Regions from separate parts of the Homo sapiens genome. Here region 2 is linked to region 1. A link is an interaction called in ENCODE POLR2A ChIA-PET data of the cell type or tissue named here. Cell type or tissue: PC-3. All regions are shown on one strand. Links, peaks and the distances in the headings refer to the core of each region. The heading gives the core; the rest is flanking DNA. Region 1 overlaps FUT8 (fucosyltransferase 8). Region 2 overlaps FUT8 (fucosyltransferase 8).

Region 1 (7,137 bases), core at 1,488-6,487:
TCATTCGAATTAAGATTTTCTTGGTTCTTGATATGATGAATATTATGTTAGGAGACTCTGTTGTTTAAATTTTCTACTTTGATAGGCAATCAAGTTGTTTAGATTCACAATGCATGTCTTAGCCAACTTTTATGGGCTGTGAATCAAATGTCAATTTAATTGTTAGGGTCTTTTTAGTGTTGTTCTGTTCTGCCCCACTGGGCTACCCAGAGGCCAGTCTGAAACCTGGGTGGTATAACACAGCAGAGCCCAATTCTAAAACCTTTTTCTGTATTGATTCTAATCAGTTTCATGAAAGGGATGCTAAGAAATCTGCCCAGGATTTCAAACACAGATTTTTTTAAGTCTCTTTCTCTAACTCCCTCCTCTTTTTAATCCTCCCTCCACACTCTAGTTGGGAGGGTTAGGGGATGGAAACGGCGGTCAGGGCTTTGCCCACAGTCTCTGTGGCTGTAGCATCCATTGGGGAGGGCTGCAAACTTGTTATTGCAGCTCCATCCACAGTTTCCATGGCAGCAGTGCCCAGTGGGAGTGGTAGGAACAGTGTTCAGTGGGAGTGGGAGGGGCACCCTCATTATTGCAGGACAGGAATGAGGGACAGGGCTACATGCACAATCTCCATAGCTACAGCACCTGGGGAAGGGACTGCAACTGGATAGATATCATTAAAATGGGGCTTTTTTTTCCCCCCTCTCTGTCCACTAAGGTTTCTAGCTGCAGGCCTCTAGTACCCTTGGCTGGGATATATAGGAAGTAAAATAAATAAGTAAACACACAAAAAATAGGAAATTACAAGTTTGTGGTTTTTTTTGTTTTTTTTTTTTTTTTTTTTTTGTAATTAGCAGGAATTACAGTGATCTGGTTTGGATCTGTGTCCCCACCCAAATCTCAAGTTGAAATGCAATCCCCAGTGCTGGAGGTGGGGCCTGGTGAAAGGTGACTGGATCATGAGGGCCGTTTTTCACAAATGGCTTAACACCCTGCTAGTATTTTTCTCACGATAGAGTCCTCAGGAGATCTGACTGTTTAAAGGTGTGTGGCACCTCCCTGCTCTCTCTCTTGCTCCTGCTCCACCATGTAAGACATCTCACATCCCCTTCTGCCATGATTGTAAGTTTCCTGAGGCCTCCCCAGAAGCCACTATGCTTCCTGCACAGCCTATAGAACAGTGAACCAATTAGGCCTCCTTTCTTTATAAATTACCCAGTCTCAGGTTTTTTTTTTTTTTTTTTTTTTTTTTTTTGAGACAGAGTCTCACTCTGTCACCCAGGCTGGAGTGCAGTGGCACGATCTCGGCTCACTGCAAGCTCCGCCTCCCAGGTTCACGCCATTCTCCCGCCTCAGCCTCCCGAGTAGCTGGGATTACAGGCGCGTGCCACCACGCCCGGCTAATTTTTTTTTGTATTTTTAGTAGAGACGGGGTTTCACTGTGTTAGCGAGGATGGTCTTGATCTCCTGACCTCGTGATCCGCCCGCCTTGGCCTCCCAAAGTGCTGGCATTACAGGCGTGAGCCACCGCACCCAGCCAGGTATTTCTTTATAGCAGTGTGAGAATAGACTAATATATATAGTGTATGATGTGTTTACTATATCTTATCCAGAAATAGAAGCCTAAAACTGTATTTTAAGCCCAATATATTCTCAAACATTTAATGCACATTTAACTCACAACTGCAACATTACTCATTTATTGGCAAACTAATAAGTGTATTTTCAGAGGCATTTGCTAATATGTTTCTTTTAAAAATGGTAAACCAACTTTTTTCAACAATCTCTCAATCTTGAGAACAATATCATTATATCTTTTTATTTAAAAGGAAAATATAACATTTATTTGAAATGAACTCTCATAGTGAAAACTTAAGGAGATTATTCAAAGCCTCTGTAGTGTGTAGGCTTTGAATACTGAATGGTCTCTTTTAGATTTAAAAGCTTTTCCTTAGAGTTCAGCTTTATTTCCATTTTCATCCATTATTTAAGTACAAAAGGCAGGGCACTAGGTCCTTTGGTTGCAAAGCCAAACACACAGTATCTATCTTGTCCTTAGCCCTTTAAACATAATCAACCATCTCACATGGGACACAATAGCAACTTTTCTATTTCAGATGTGACTTGTGGCTTCAGGATATCTTCTATCCCTGATACTCACAAACTCAGCAAGTTCGGCTATCACTCCAAGGGAAGAAGATTCAGATTAAAAATAAAATAAAACAATCCCTTCCCACCAAAACATCCCCAACCAAACAAACAAAAAATCACCAACCTCAGGTAGATCTGAGAAAGAGAAATGTCCAAAGCTTAGGGCTGTTTTATTGGCAGAATGTTAACTAGAATTCTAACAATCCTAGACAGTTTCTGATATGCTTCATCTTTATCAAAGAAATGGTAGTCTATGGGCATACAAAAGTGTCAGATGTTTATAGGTGATATATTTTGTTTAACAATGAACAATGTTTATACCAATGAAAAGAAAGGAATAAAAGGTGTAAGAACTACGGAAAATACATGGAATAGTTGAGAGAAAATAAGAAGCAATGGTAAAAATAATGACATGTCTCTTTCCATTCAAATATCGTCAGAGACTCCCTACTTCTCCAAATTGAAATCTGTATGGTTCCTTTTGCATTTGCATCTTAATCTTTCTGGCTGTTAGATCCTAGACCCTCTTGTGATAGCATGACCATAATAGCTCCAATATACCATCAGAACTTTATTGTAGAGTAGAACAGAAGAAAATTAAGAACTAAATGAAAAGTGTTACCCTCATTCCCTCCTCACCTCCAACATGCAAAAAATCAAAGATAAATTAAAATGAAAACTGATTTCATTAGCAGAGATGCTTCAAATTCCCTCTTGTGGAACCCGATATTAGTCAGAATAAATTGGGATTTGGTCCCAATATTTAAAAAGACATCATTGTACATTTGACAGCTTTATCATCGGTAACATGACTACATTTTAAGAAGATCACTGTGCTCTTCAAAAGGCAAACAAATGGTGGTCAGTCTGTAAGATAGCAAGGGGTATATTCCTGAGTACTTACATAACTCCTGATGTCTAGTCCTGTTGCTCTAACGAGTAAAAATCCTTAGCCTCAAAAATGGAAAAAAATAACTGTTTGGAGGTGGGAACCTCAACAGGAGGCAGACAAAGGCATATGCTCAGAAAGCTGACACCTGGAATACCAACAAGAGTTCATATATAGCTAAAGGAATAGAAGGAACAGGAAGAGGAAGAAAAGGAAAATAGGAGGAAAAACATTTAAGAATTATTTTCATCACTGTCTAGGCCAGGGTCAGTAAAGTTGTTCTGTAAAGGAGGAGACAGTAAATATCTTTGGCTTTGCAGGCTGTACATTTTCTGTCAAAATTATTCAACTTTGCAACTGTAGCCTGAAAGTAGATGATATACAAACAAATGAACATAGTTATGCTCCAACAAAACTTTATTTACAAAAACAGTTGGGTTGGATTTGGCCTAAGGGTGGTAGTTTGCTGACCTCTGGTCTAGGCCAATAAAATCTGTAAAAACATGGTGGCAAAAAGGAAGAGCAACCTCCAACAAAGTGGGCAGAAATATATGCTCCCTAAGCAAAACCCCAAGGTCTTGTTCCATTTTGTATTTTGCTTTAATATAACTTCTGAGACTTCTTTTTTTTTTTTAACCTTTAATGAGACACATACATTTAGGTCCTCAGTAAACCTAAGGAAATTCTCCAATGTCCACATTACTTTCTATTCACACTAGTAGCAATATTTTCCTAATGTCTGATCTGCTAAAACTGAAATTTTCCTGACAACATTTACTTAGATCATAAATATATTTTGAATCTTCCAGGATACCTCTACTATATATGGAACAAAATTTAAGAGCAACTATTACTCATTTCCTATAAGCTGGAAAGAAGATGTCCCATAGGTGTAATGGACAGGTTAGGATGTGTTTAATACTTCAACTGTAAAATGTCAGGCTTTCTACCCATACCTCTGATTATCAGTTTTAATCTACTTAGCACATAATTCTACATTCTATCACTATTAAGTTCAAGTTTTTATAACCCAGAGAAAGAAAAATCACCTCTCATACTATCATTAAAGACAAAGATAAGTACAAACCTCTCTAAGTCTCAATTTACTCTCCTGCATATTGAACATTACAACACCTGCATCATAAGAGTTACTTTGCATAATACTAAGCATACAGAAAGTGCTCAGAAATGGCAGCTTACAAATGTTCTTCAACCTCACAGCTTCCTTTAATGTACTTTAACATACTAGAGGAACAAGAAGAAACACCTGCTCCCTATCACAACCAAAGGACTTTAATAAGACCTTGAGTGATCTGGGTATTTTATCATCTATCAAATACAACTGACCTAAGCCTTGAGCCTAGTATAACATCACTGTAATGACTAGAATGTCACAATTTTCTATAGAAAAGAAATCAGTGCGAACCTTTCACAGAGAAGTTTTTCAAGTGATACAAGCTATGCAAATCACATACATCACTCCTGTTAAATTACTTATCACAATTGGTATTTTAGGTTTAGATAGGTCAAATTTATGATACATGAATTTGCATAATCCAAGTACACAAACATCCAAATACTTTTTTAGACAACCTACCACAGAACAATATTTAATGTGTGAGAATTATCATGTTCATTTTTCAGGGTCAGAGCTTATCCATATGTTTTAATCAATTGCACAGAGATGTATTTGTATGCATTTATGACTTATCAATGAGCCATATCTACAACTTACTTGATGTTAGATTCTCATTTGGTAATCTACCCTTAGCTAGGCAATTAGAGGGGAGGGATAGAGGAAGAGGAGGCAGTGAAGGTTACTGAACAGAGACCAAAAAAAAAAAAGTCATTGGAAAGGCTGCTCAGTTATGGTCTGCCATAACCAACACTCACACCTAGGGTATGGCTGACTTACACAAAGGTTCTTGGCAGTTAGTAAACAAGCAGTTGATACACAATTGTAGGCTGGTCAATCTGAGAAAGTGCTGCAGGCTCTAAGGAGAGATGGAAAGTGAGTCCTAGTCAGAGGTTAGCACTTTTTAATGGAAAGCTGCTGTTCTAGTATTAAATTAAAACAAAATTTTAACTAGAGGCAATCTGGACATTCTCTGTTATATCTTTGTATTAGAGACAGAACTCAATCTTAAAGGGTCAGCATCTATTACCTTTCATCTAATTTTGCAATATAGCTTTCTCTATTTCAGGTTTCTTAATGTTGGTTTTCTCAAGTAATCTCCTATCTTGGGAGCAGGACTGAGAACCCCTTAGGAACTTGAGGTGCCCTCCTAGTTCAATGGGAAGAGCTTCCTTAGGAGATTTGCTGAAATGTAAGCTTAAGGGACCCTTGCTTGCACGGTTCCCTTCAAAGGCCCTGGGAGAGGCTTGTGCTATGTTACCTGGATGTGTTTTTGTAAAATTTCACCATCATGAGTTAAATGAGTTAAGTTAAATAAGTTAAGATATCTGTCTCTCAGGATTCGGTGCCATCTCAGTTTTCCAGCGTCGGTATTAGTGTTGGGTAGCAAATAAAGTGGCCATCTGCATTTCTGGGATCCTGTGATGGAGAAATTAAGCTGAGAACTATTTAGTTTGGATTTAGAGATATATTTATGTAGTTCACAGTTGCTTTTGTGCAGAGATATTTTTGTCACATAAATAGATACAGGGTGAGAGATTGCACTGTGATATGAATGTGTCCCATGGTTCCTAGCATGGTAAGTACAAGGTAATAACAGAAATGAAGGAGGCATTTCTCAATGATGCCTAGTCAAAATAGAAGTTCTCTTCTGTCACTAATAGTCTTGAAAATGTAGTGTAGACAATTAAAAATGTAGCACAAGCAATTATATGAACCATTTTTTCCTTTTCTGATGAGAATCACATAAAATAAAATTATCTGAAATCCTGTCTAAACGGCACAAGCTTACAGCAGTACTACAAATATGAAGTATGTATGTATGTGAAGTTTCAAATGTTATGTACCACAAATATCAATAATTTAAAAACAACATTTTAAATCAACCATGCTAGAGAAAAAAATCTTTTCAGATTTTCCATTCTCTTTATAGACAATATTAATATTACAAAGTCATTCTCAATTCTCTTTACAGAAAACATTACAAATCACTGTCATACAATCAAAGGGTATGCAGCTAAGAAATGTAAGGGAAAACAGTATTATAGAGAGCATCAAGCAGTTAATTAAAAATTATTTTTCTGGGGTTTAGTATTTGTGGCATTTGTCAGCTTTATACAATTGTAACTTGTTAGGAGTTCTTTTTTCATCCTGGAGTCAATCCTCACTATTCACAGATTCCATGTGAATTTACCAACTAGAATTTATTTGTAACACCCAAATCAATACTTGTGGTGCTTTCACGGTCATTCATGCACACGTGCAATGAAAATTTTGAGTACTCCAAGGCACGTAATTTCAGCCAAGGTGGCTTTTTGCCTTCTTGTTTCAAATCTCTTACTATAAACAAATGTCCTTTCTGCAGTATATTTAGCTGTTTTTCTCATTTTTGTGCTTTTTTTCCAGTGATTTCACTGTTGAAAATGGCCCCCAAACATAGTAGTGAAGTGCTGTCCAGTGTCCCTAAGGGCAAGAAAGCTGTGTGTGCTTTACAGAGAAAGTATGTATGTCAGATAAGCTTTGTTCACATATGAGTTATCCATGTTAATAAATCAACAATATACATTAAATAAGGTTTCTTGAAATAGAAACACACATAAAACAAGGTTATATATGTTAATCAGTTGATGAAAATGTTGATCTCACAGGAACCTAACTCTGTATTTCCCCTAGGAATAGTGGTTCACTATTGCTAATTCAGTATTAAAGAATATAATTGGCCGGGCGCGGTGGCTCACACCTGTAATCCCAGCACTTTGGGAGGCCGAGGCAGGCGGATCACGAGGTCAGGAGATCGAGACCATCCTGGCTAACACGGTGAAACCCCGTCTCTACTAAAAAATACAAAAAAATTAGCTGGGCATGGTGATGGGCGCCTGCAGAACCAGCCACTCGGGAGGCTGAGGCAGGAGAATGGCGTGAACCCGGGAGGCGGTGGTGGGCGCCTGTAGTCCCAGCTAGTCGGGAGGCTGAG
Region 2 (7,137 bases), core at 903-5,902, 220 kb after region 1:
TAGACTGGGTAACTTATAAATGACAGAAATTTATTGCTTACAGTTCTGGAGGCTAGGAAGTGCAAGATCAAGGTTTGGTGTCTGGTGATGGCAGAAAGTGGGGGTTCAAGCTCCCTCAGGCCTCTTTAATAGTAAAGACACTAATCCCATTCCTGAGAGCTCTGCGCTCATGACGTAGGTACCTCCCAAAGGCCCCACCTCTTAAAACCATCAAAGTGAAGGTTAGGTCTCAACGTAAGAATTCTGAAGAGACATTCAGACCATAGCTGACATAAGCCTCATTTTTTTGATCCAGAAAAAGACACACACACACACAGTGGCTACATTTAAGAGGAAGAGTTAATGTACCTTTTAAGAAAAGGTCAGTGAATGTCTACCCAGCTGTGAAAAGTGGGATATAAGAAAGTCAAAATAATTCATTTTATGGAAGAAAAAGCAGAGGCCGAGAGGGGACAAGTGGTTAACCATGTTTATATATTTGGTGGCACACACTACTAGTATCCAAGTCTCCTGATTCCAAGTTCAAAGCTTTTGTACTTTATCCATTCATTCCCATTACTAAACAGAATCATGCTAAATGAAAGGAGGAGTACACAAAAGACTACACTATTGTATGATTCCATTAATATTAAAAATCAAGAAATGGCAAAACCATGGAGACAAAAAGCAGATCAGTGGTTGCCTGGAGCTGGGGATAGGCACAGGGAGTGACTGCAAATGGACAAGAATGGGTTTTTTGGAAGATGAAAGTTTTCTAAAACTGGATTGTGATAATTGTTGCACAACTATATAAATTTACTAGAACTTGAACTATGAATGTTATGGTATATAAATTATACCTTAATAATGCTATTTTTAAAATTACTAAGAAGGAATTCGGTATATAAGGAACTCAACTCAATAGCAAGAAAACAAATAATGCAATTAAAAAATGGGCTACAGACCTAAATAGACATTTCTCAAAAGAAGACATATAAATGGCCAATTGGTATATGAAAAAATACTGATGAACCATCACAAAAATGCAAATCAAAACCACAATTCTGTATCACCTCACGCCTGTTAGAATGGCTATTCACATAAAGACAAAAGATGAGGATGTGGAGAAAAGGGAATCTTGTACACTGTTGGTGGGAATGTAAATTGAGACAGCCATTATAAAAGAACAGTGTGGAGGTTCCTCAAAATATTAAAAATAGAACTACCATATGCTCCACCAATTCCACTTATGGGTATACATCCAAAGGAAATGAAATCAGTATGTCAAGGAGGTATCTGCACTCCAATGTTCATGAAAGCATTATTCATATAGCTAAGATATGGAGTCAACGTAAGCGTCCACCAATGGATAAACGGGTAAAGAAAATGTGTTATGTAGGCCAGGCGCGGTGGTTCACGCCTGTAATCCCAGCACTTCAGGAGGCCAAGGCGGGCGGATCACGAGGTCAGGAGATTGAGATCATCCTGGCTAACATGGTGAAACCCTGTTTCTACTAAAAATACAAAAACAAAATTAGCCGGGCATGGTAGCGGGCACCTGTAGTCCCAGCTACTAGGGAGGCTGAGGCAAGAGAATGGCCTGAACCCGGGAGGCAGAGCTTACAGTGAGCCAAGATCACACCACTGCACTCCAGCCTGGGCGACAAAGAGAGACTCCGTCTCAAAAAAAAAGAAAGAAAATGTGTTATGTGTGCATGTGTGTGTGCATGCTCACACACACAGGATTCATATTCAGCTTTTAAAAAGTAAGACAATCCTGTTGGAGTTTAAATACGCCATTCTGACATATTGACTATTTTGAGTCAAAGGCACTTGAAAAACAGCAGGTGTAAGAAGAGCGCTCTGACCTTTCTTCTATTTCTTAAAAGCAGATGAAATTCCCATGTGAATGATGTCCTCCTTAAACTAAAAGGAAAGCAACATTTTTATCATCAAGGACGGGATATGGAGACAAAGAGAATTCCATACAGACTTTGTTAAAATAACTTCTATCCTTTAAGCCTCCCCATATAATCCAGTTTATTTTTCACAAGTTATTATCCTTTGTCCAATTCAGTATGTAAGTATTCAATTCTAACTGTATCTTTGGGTCTGTTTCCTTATGAGGGCTCCTGTGCCACATAAAACTTGTATTGAATAAATTTGTGTGCTTTTCTCCTGATAATCTATCTTATGGTAATTTGTGAGGCCAAGCAAAAAAAAAAAAAAAACTTTAAAAAGGTGGAGGTAAAGTTTGCCTCCCCTTTACACTGTTATCTGCAAATAACATGGATGAACCCGAAGGACATTAGGCTAAGTAAAATAGGACTGGCAGAAAAAGACAAATACACGTACTACATGATCTTACTTATATATGGAATCTAAAAAAGGTGAACTCATAGAAGCAGAGAACAGAATGGTGGTTGCCAAGGGCTGGGGTGAGGAGGAAATGGGGAGATGTTGGCCAAAGGGTTATTCAGGATGAGTAAGTTCGAGAGATCTAACGTACAGCATGGTGACCACAGTTAATAATATTTATTGTACACACTAAATGTGCTAAGAAAGTAGATTTTTTTTTTTTTTGAGACAGAGTCTTGCACTGTCACCCAGGCTGGAGTGCAGTGGCGTGATCTCAGCTCACTGCAACCTCCGTCTTTCAGGTTCAAGCAATTCTCCTGCCTCAGACTCCCAAATACCTAGGATTACAGGGGCCCGCCACCACACCCAGCTAATTTTTTGTATTCTTAATAGAGATGGGGTTTCATTATGTTGGCCAGGCTGGTCTCAAACTCCTGACCTCATGATCCGCCTGCCTCAACCTCCCAAAGTGTTGGGATTACAGGCATGAGCCACTGCTCCCAGCCAGAAAGGAGATTTTAAATGTTCTCACCACACAAACACACAAAAATAACTATGTGAGGTGACGGATGTGTTAATTAGCATGATTGTGGTAAACATTTCACAATCTACACATATACCAAAACATCAAGTTGTACACCTTAAATATATACAATTTTTATTTGCCAATTATACCTCAATAAAACCAGGGGGAAAAAGAACATTTCATGTTTAAAAAAAAAAAAAAAAAAAACGGCCAGGCATGGTGGCTCATACCTGTAATCCCAGCACTTTGGGAGGGCGAGGCGGGTGGATCACCTAAGGTCGTGAGTTCTAGACTAGCCTGACTAACATGGAGAAACCCTGTCTCTACTAAAAATACAAAAAAATTAGCTGGGTGTGGTGGTGCATGCCTTTAATCCCAGCTACTTGGGAGGCTGAGGCAGGAGAATCGCTTGAACCCAGGAGGTGGAGGTTGTGGTGAGCCGAGTTCGTGCCATTGCACTCCAGCCTGGGCAACAAGAGTGAAACTCCGTCTCAAAAAAAAAAAAAGAAACTCCATTTTTTTTCTAATTGTTTTTAGCTTTAAACTCTTAGAGCTCTCAGGGCTTAAAACTTGAACAACACAGGTTTGAATTTTGAGGGTCCACTCATATGCTAATGTTTTTCAATAAATATGTTGATAAATTTGGGGGAGGTTTGTGACAATTTGAAAATATTCATAGACAACCATATAACCTAGAAATATCAAAAAAGTAGGCCATGTGCAGTGGCTCACACCTGTAATCCCAGCACTTTGGGAGGTCAAGGCAGGAGGATCATGAGCACTGGAGTTCAAAACCACCCTGGACAAGGGCAACATGGCAAAACCCTGTCTCTACAAAAAACACAAAAATGAGCCAGGCATGGTAGCATGCACCTGCAGTCCCAGCTACTTGGGAGGCTGAAATGGGAGAATCGCTTGAGTCAGAAGGCAGAGGTTGCAGTGAGCTATGATTGAATCATGACATTCCAGCCTGAGTGACAGAGTGAGACCCTGGGTCAAAAAAAGAAAAAGACGGGAGGCTGAGGTAGGAGAATCACCTGAACACCAGAGGTGGACGTTGCAGTGAGCCGAGATCGTGCCACTGCATTCCAGCCTGGGTGACAGAATGAGACTTCATCAAAAAAAAAAAAAAAAAAGAAAAGAAAAGAAAAATAGAAAGTAAGAGGTATGTCATGAGTGCTTAAAATATATGTAGATACTAGTCTATTTTATCATTTACTACTACAAATATATACAAATCTATTATAAAAAGTTAAAAATTGTCACAACTTATACCACACACTTAGCCACACATGGTGGCATTTGACACTGAGAGAAACCCTGTCTCAAAAGAGTAAAGATGCAGTATTAAATCATAACTACATAAATTTAACTGTACTACACCCTGTACTATTGAAATAATTTTGTAGCCACCTCCTGTTGTTAATGAGGTGAGCTCAAGAGTGAATATTTGCTTAAAGTACCATGTGACATTAATCATCTCCAAGCAAGCAGTTCATCTTTCCAATAAATTGTATATTCCAGTAAAAAGTGATCTCTCGCGGTTTCATTATGTTTAGTACGATACTATAAACCTCAAATGACACCTAAGTGCCACTAGTGATGCCGGAAGTGCTCCCAAGAAGCAGAGAAAAATCATGGCATTACAAGAAAAAGGTGAATTGCTTGATACGTACTGTAGATTGAGGTCTGCAGCTGCAGTTGCGTGCTACTTCAAAATAAATGAATCCAGCATAAGGGCCATTGTAAAAAAAGAATTCATGAAGCCATTGCTGAAGGCACACCAGCAGATGCAAAAATTGTGCACGTTTTGTGAAATAGTTTTTTATCTCATGTTGAAAATGTAGCTTTTATAGGGGTACAGGATTGCTATAAAGAAAGGCATCCCTATAAACTTTAATAAGTTTCAAGAAAAAGCAAAGTCATTATACAACTTAAAACAAATGGAAGGCGAAGGATCTAAAGCTGAAGAATATAATGCCAGCCACGGATGGCTTGATAATTTTAGAAAGAGTTTTGGCTTTAAAAACGTCACGATAACAGGAGAAGCAGCTTCTGCCAACCAAGAGGCAGCAGACGACTTTCCAGATGACATTAAGAAAATCATTCACTTAGGCCGGGCGCGGTGGCTCACGCCTGTAATCCCAGCACTTTGGGAGGCCGAGGCAGGCGGATCACGAGGTCAGGAGATCAAGACCATCCTGACTAACACTGTGAAACCCCAGTCTCTACTAAAAATACAAAAAATTAGCCTGGCGTAGTGATGGGTGCCTGTAGTCCCAGCTATTCAGGGGGCTGAGGCAGGAGAATGGCGTGAACCTGGGAGGCGGAGCTGGCAGTGAGCAGAGATTGCGCCACTGCACTCCAGCCTGGCCGACAGAGCCAGACTCCATCTCAAAAAAAAAAAAAAAAGAAAGAAAATCATTCACTTTGGGAGGCCGAGGTGGGCAGATCACAAGGTCAGGAGTTCGAGACCAGCCTGGCCGATATGGTGAAACCCCGTCTCTACAAAAAATACAAAAATTAGCCAGGCGTGGTGGTGTACACCTGTAGTCCCAGCTACTCAGGAGGCTGAGGCAGAAGAATCACTTGAACTCGGAAGGCGGAGGTTGCAGTGAGCCGAGATCGCGCCACTGCACTCCAGCCTGGGTGACAAAGCGAGACTCAGTCTCGAAAAAAAAAAAAAAAAAAGAAAGAAAGAAAGAAAATCACTGAGGAGGCCAGGTGCAGTGGCTCATCCCTGTAATCCCAGCACTTTGGGAAGATGAGGCAGGAGGATCGTTTGAGGCCAGGAGTTCAAGATCAGCCTGGGCCTGGGCAATACAGCGAGACCCTGCCTCTACAAAAAACATTTTTTTAATTAGCTGGGGGAAGGCATAATGGCTCACACCTGTAACCCCAGCACTCTGGAAGGCCCAGGTGGGAGGATCACCTAAGGCCAGGAGTTTAAGACCAGACTGGGCAACACAGTGAGACCCTGTCTCTACAAAAAAATAAAAAATATTTAAAAATTAGCCAGGCATAGTGGTGCACACTTGCATCCCAGCTATTCGGGAGGCTGAGGCAGGAGGACTGCCTAAGTCCAGGAGTTTGAGACTGCGGTGAGCTATGATCATGCCATTTGCATGTCAGCCTGGGCAATTGAGCAAGACCCTATCTCTTAAAAAAAAAAGAAATATGGAGAAAGAATATCCGCCTAAACAAGTTTTTAATATAGACAAAAGTGCCCTATTCTGGAAAACAATGCCATAAAAAACATTCATTAGTAAGGAAGAGAAAAAGCACCAGGATTAAAGGCAGGAAGGGATGGGCTAACTCTACTGTTTGGTGAAAATGCAGTGTGGTTTATGATCAGAACTGCCCTTATCTATAATGCTACAAACCCCCAAGCCTTGAAGGGAAAAGATAAACACCAGCTCCCAGTCTTTTGGTCATAGAACAAAAAAAGCCTGGGCAATGAGAACCCTTTTTCTGGATTGGTTCCATTGATGCTTTGTCCCTGAAGTCAGGAAGTATTTTGCCTGTAAGTTCTTTTATTATTGAACAATACCCCTGGCCACCCGGAACCCCATGAGTTCAACACCAAAGGTGCTGAAGTAGTCTACTTGCCCCCAAACAAAATGTCTCTAATTCAGCTTCTAAATCAGGGGGTCACGAGGATCACTGGACACAGTACACTACAGAAAGTACTGTCAACTCTATGAAAGAGAATGCCAATAAAGAAACCATCCTGAAAGTCTGGAAGGATTACACCACTGAAGAAGCCGTCGTTGTTATGGAAAAAGCCATGAAAGCCATCAAGCCTGAAACAATAAATTCCTGCTGGAGAAGACTGTGTCCAGATGTTGTGCATGACTTCACAGGATTTGCCACAGGGCCAATCAAGGAAATCACGAAAAAGACTGTGGATATGGCAAAAAAAAAAAAAGGGGGGGGTGGGTTAAAGGGTTTCAAGATACAAATCTTGGAGAAATTCAAGAAATAGACATCACACAAGAGGAATTTAAAAAGATGACTCGGTAAGTGCTTCCAATCCAGTACCAGGTAATGTAGAAGGAATGCAAGAAAACAAAATGACATCAGACGATATGGCAGAAGACTGTCTGATTGTTCAAGACTGCTTTTGACTCCTTCATGACATGGACCCTTCTCTGATATGGGCACTGAAACTAAAGCAAACGGTGGAAGAAGGATTGGTACCATATGGAAATGTTTTCAGAGAAATGAAAAAGCAAAAAAGGCAGAAGTATGACGTATTGCCATAAAGTTACACC

What was found. Peaks named below come from ENCODE experiments on the same cell type or tissue, not always from the same donor. Only the 100,000 strongest peaks of a DNase experiment are listed, where the experiment ranks them.
Region 2: POLR2A ChIA-PET joins it to region 1 with 12 read pairs; 5 of 35 experiments call an interaction of 5 or more read pairs at or near these places.

The regions. Positions count from the first base shown.
Region 1 is chr14:65,644,405-65,651,541 of GRCh38, reverse strand. All of the region lies in intron 6 of FUT8 (fucosyltransferase 8), which reads right to left. Among named protein-coding and RNA genes, the nearest start is that of MIR625, 180 kb to the right of the region's middle. In PC-3, for the core only: no CTCF peak of the experiment used is centred there; no DNase peak of the experiment used is centred there.
Region 2 is chr14:65,421,402-65,428,538 of GRCh38, reverse strand. The region is part of intron 1 of FUT8 (fucosyltransferase 8); the gene reads right to left. Among named protein-coding and RNA genes, the nearest start is that of FUT8, 12 kb to the right of the region's middle. RefSeq lists an enhancer at 2,485-2,554 and a silencer at 3,042-3,242. In PC-3, for the core only: no CTCF peak of the experiment used is centred there; DNase peaks (open chromatin) are centred at 2,438 and 3,808; H3K4me3 peaks cover 1,466 bases; H3K27ac peaks cover 2,936 bases.